2 separate regions of the Homo sapiens genome follow, and region 1 is linked to region 2. A link is an interaction called in ENCODE POLR2A ChIA-PET data of the cell type or tissue named here. Cell type or tissue: K562. All regions are shown on one strand.

What was found. Peaks named below come from ENCODE experiments on the same cell type or tissue, not always from the same donor. Only the 100,000 strongest peaks of a DNase experiment are listed, where the experiment ranks them.
Region 1: POLR2A ChIA-PET joins it to region 2 with 5 read pairs; 8 of 35 experiments call an interaction of 5 or more read pairs at or near these places.

Annotation. Positions count from the first base shown.
Region 1 is chr9:71,763,709-71,766,208 of GRCh38, forward strand. The region is part of intron 1 of CEMIP2 (cell migration inducing hyaluronidase 2); the gene reads right to left. Among named protein-coding and RNA genes, the nearest start is that of CEMIP2, 3.6 kb to the right of the region's middle. In K562, no CTCF peak of the experiment used is centred here; no DNase peak of the experiment used is centred here.
Region 2 is chr9:71,646,223-71,648,722 of GRCh38, forward strand. No RefSeq gene overlaps it. Among named protein-coding and RNA genes, the nearest start is that of CEMIP2, 120 kb to the right of the region's middle. In K562, no CTCF peak of the experiment used is centred here; a DNase peak (open chromatin) is centred at 1,139.

The DNA.
Region 1 (2,500 bases), 120 kb after region 2:
TACTAGGTTACCCTAATATTAACAATTTCAAAGCAGATTTGCCTTATAGATCAAAGGACTGATTTGTTGGGAGATAGCAATTCTGTGTTTTAAGACATACAGTTTATGAGTCTTTCACTTTTTTTAAAGACATTTTAATAAAAACCCTATGCTTAATTTATCTCTGTATTGCTCACAGCAACCAGTACAGTGCCTTGCACATCCTAGGAATGCAATAAAATAGTTGCTGAACATAGTTCCTGACAACCAATATTAAAGGCTTCCCAAAGCAAGTACCAGGAAAACAAAAGAACAAGCAAACATGACCTACAGCCATAAGTTTTGAAGAAGAAAAAAAAGAACATGCAAACATATTCTAGTATGCTTTTATTCTATGATTCACAAGCCAAATCTGAACAGGGTTTCCAGGAACTTGCTTCTTCTAAAAAATGTGCACATCTACAGTACTTTAAATTTCCATCCTGTTTATAGAAAATACAAGTAAAGCTAATGCTATTTTTACACTTAGTTCCTTATTTCCCAGAAATTTGTTACAAGTAACATCACCCCACCATCATGTGTAAGTAGTAGGCAATGAAAAAATATACATAGTGTCTGCCTTAAACCTGAAAGCAGTGACTTTCAAAGCCCAAATACAAATTATCTGATCATTAAACTAATTAAATTGCTAACAAAGCCAAACAGGAATAAAATAAGAATATATCTGAGAAAGAAAAAAAAAAAAGTGCTGACTGGAAACAGGGACAAAGGAGTTCTTGTCCCTGCTTGGCTATTAATTTACTATATGACCTTACCTAATTATTTAGCCTCTCTGGGTCCCAACTTCCTTGTTTTAATATTATCTTTGAGGTCCCTTCAAGCGACATGCTAAGATTCAGCATATGTAGCAGTGTCTAGAAAACTGATTTACATTCATTACCCCCCTCCCCACCGCACCCCTGGCAAAAGGGCACAGTTCACTTGATAGTTTTAAATATCTGAGTTTGGATTTCTATCAAAGGCAATTTATTAAAATGTCAGATGGGCTTAAGTCCATTTCAAGTGGAGAACTAAAGCGAGTATTGCTAACAGATTCGCCTAGACAGCAGCTGCTGCTATTGAGAGAATAGACTTTAACAATCTAGATGAAAATTATACCTCTTTACAAATGGAGAAAACTAGTAATGGGGATTTTCATACTCTCAAAAAGGCAGATGCATAGCTTTTCTTCCTTTTTTTTTTTTTCCTTTTCCATATTCATCATATTGAGAGAGAGGAAAACAGAAGGGCTAGCTTGGCTTGGGAGGCAGAGGGGAGAATGGATGTTACCGTACAAAACCAGACAAGACCTTTTCAATTGATGTACTGTACTAGACAGCCCATTCTTCTCACTAATGCTCACAATCCAAGAGAAATGAAAAGATTTCCTGTGGCTGGGATGGGAAGAAGCCTGGACAAGAGAGCAATACCATATGACAGTAACTAGCTTAAAAGTCTAAAGACTTGCTCTCAAGATGGGATTCAGATCATTCTGGAAAGGGCCAATAAAATGAAAATCTGTAGCTGAGACCTGATTAAGCTATGATTTATATCTATTTATAGCTTTAAAAAACTTTTGAAAGTACCTTTTGATACCAGACAGCATTAGCCTGTACAGTACTTTATCATATATTAATACATAGCAAACTTACTCAAATTGAATCCCCAAAACATTCCCATAAAGCATTTTAAAACTCCTTTTTCAGGTGAAGAAACAACGTGAGAAGGATTAGGGGATTTGCCCACAGCAAATGTTTAGCAAGTGCCAAGCCTTGTTTTAAATCCAAGTCTGACTTCAAGTCCTCCAATCTTCACCATTTTAAGATAGTACTTCTGACACTAGTTTTCAGTCCCTACTATTTTGTCTGATTTAACAAATTTTATTTCTCACAAAATTGCTCCCCCACCCCCAACTGTTCCTTCTCTGGCTTCTTAGAGCGTTCTGTGCGTAATTCTCCCAGACATGCACTTATTGGACCTTCTAATTGTTCATTTCCTTATGTCCGGGGCTAGGCTCATTTCTTCAATAGCAGAGATTGTCATCTCTCTAGTTGCAAGTGACACAGGTATCTTCAATCCCTGTGGCCTCCCGGGTTGCAACCACTTCAACTCCTTCTCTTTACCAACATGAATGCTCCACAAAGCAGGTGTTGCAATTGCTTCCAGAGGGTCTGGACCACAATAGGTGATTAATAAGTGCTAGCTGAATGGATGGTGGGTGGGTGAATGATGCAATGCTCATACATATTTTAGAGCACACATCACAATGCACACATTTACATACAGCACTCCATGTGAGTCTAAGACCATGAATTTGGTAGTGATTATTGTTTCTTCTTTTTTTTCTTTTTTTTTTTTTCAGATGGAGTCTCGTTCCCATCACCTAGGTTGGAGTGTAGTGGCACGATCTCGGCTCACTGCAACCTCCACCTCCCAGGTGCAAGCGATTCTCCTTCCTCAGCCTCCCGAGTAGCTGGGATTA
Region 2 (2,500 bases):
GTGAAATTGGAAACTTCTCCTCATTTGACTGCAGCTGGTGAGCTTACTGTTGGTTTTGATTATATTTGTTGTTGAGAGGCAGATTTTTGTGATTCTCTTTCACACGACTAACTGGGAAGCACCAAAAATGAAATCTCTCCCTCTGCCTTCTTGTGGAGACAGATCTTAAATATGTAAATAAACAAGAAAGTTTCAAAGCATTGCAACAGAAATAAAATACAAGGAAAGCAACATCTCTTTTGGTTTGTCTTACTAGCTTTACCTTCCTTACTCCCTGGAACTATCATTTATAGGGATCTAGCCCTATAAATGACAAGTTGTTGCTTTAGTTGGATGCTGTGAAGCTCTAAATAAAACTGCTCCTAAGTGGATTGTGATGTCACACTTAATAAAAACTTTATTTTATGGGATAGTCATGGGAACAATGACAGGTTAGACACACTAATCTGTCTCCAGGTGGTGGGCAGGGGTCGGGGGGAAGGGAGTCCTCATCTCTAGCATTTACAAATTTCTGTAGTATAAATACTTATGCCATGCTGATTTCAAGCTACTAACGATTTAATAACTGGCTTGAAAACTCCTAAATATTAAAAAAAAAAAAAAAAGAAAACTCCTAAATATTTAACAGTGGGCTCTTGTAAGTCAATACAAGACAGCAAAAGCCAAGCCCTTCAGTCTGTGCCCCATTGGGGCTGCTACTCTGGGACCTAAGCTCCAGTTCTCATTTTCAGAGTGGCCTTGAACAAGTTATATAACTGTTCTTAGTCTCCATATTTTCATTTTTATAAAAGGATCAATAATATGATAGAAATGTATGATGGTTAGATCCCATAATGTTTGGTTCATAAAATCTTCCTAATTCATCAAGCACATACATGATAGAGGGGGAGAGGTCTATCATGAGCTGAGCTGTGAACTTGAGATTCTGAGGAGCTTCAGAATAAATGAAGACAGGTTCCTGCACTCACTCCCCATATAATTCATTTGTTAAACTGCATCCCCTCTCATTCCCTCCCTCTTTCTCACATGCATACATGTCCAGTTGAAGCCACCTGAATGTCCGATGTTGAAAGCTCAGTTTCCCGCTGTTGTCCTGACTTCCTTAGGGAGTTTTGATGAGTCATTCTGGCTCCGAGCCCCGCCACTTCCTCCTCCTGCAGAGGAAGCTCATTTTCAGCACTCACACCCACAAACCACACAGGAAAGCGAGAAGTGGGATTAAGTGAAAATGTTGAGCTCCTTCCATCGCCTCTGGTCCACTATTATACATGATCTTGCCAACTGTTCCTTGACTGTGTCTGCAGCTTGTCTGAGAACTGGAGTGGCCCCTGGAGCACACATCCCTGCCTGTGCATTGCCTGGAAAGTCGAGCTCTATAGCCAAGGAAAAACCTCCTGATTGGAAGGCAGAAAGCACTGGGTTTTGATCCAGCTGAACTGGATACAAAGATCTTAGTTTCTTCATCAGCAACCTAGGCATAAATAGTTAGGCATACTTCATAGTGTTATGTAAAGATTAGTTGAGATAATGCATGCAAAATGCTGAGGATAATGCCTGGTACATAGAATATCCTCATATATGTTAGCTAAAATAACAATAATAACCTTTTCTTGAGACAGGGTCTGGCTGTGTCACTCAGGCTGGAGTGCAGTGGCACTATCAGGGCTCTCTGCAGCCTTGACTTCCCAGGCTCAAGCAATCCACGCACTTCAGCCTCCCAAATAGCTGGGACCACAGGCATGCACCACCACACCTGGCTATTTTTTTTTTTCTAGTAGAGATGGGGTCTCACTATGTTACCCAGGCTGGTCTTGAACTTCTGGACTCAGTGATCCTCCCACCTCAGCCTCCCAAAGTGCTGGGAGTGCAGGCGTGAGCCACAGCTCCTGGCCAACAATTATTATCATCATTAAGTAGATCTGCCTAAGGATATCTTTCCAGTCTTTGAGAAGCTTCCCCTATGACTATTTTAAAACGTGTATCCTTTAATAAATTTCAAACTCACTATTCAGGATTTCTTTCACTGAGTTGCTATTTTTTAACTTATCCAAAAGCTCTTTCATAATCTTTTATGCCATTTTGCCGAATAGGAATTTTTCTGTATGGTTTTGCTCTAGATGTCAGTCTAGACTGTTTTGAAAACCTCATACAAGATTTGCTTGTTCTCCAGACATTTATTTATCATTTGATTGAGAAATCTTTTTATCTTTTTTCTATTATTTCCCTTTTTCTTGATTTTTGCAATGCAGATGGAAAAAGGAATCAGTGTTGGGTTGATGGCCATGGGTGCTTAGGAAAGCCTGGATTCATTTATTCATTCCACACACATTTGTTGAGTACATTTCTTATGCCTTTGTGTCAGGCACTACTCTAGGAGATAAGCCCACAGAGAACAAAAACACAGTCCCTAGCTTCAAGGACTTCTGAGACTAAGCAGAAACTACAGACAGATCAACTGGTGATAAATGTGTGGTGTGTTAAGTGCTAGATACAAGAATTC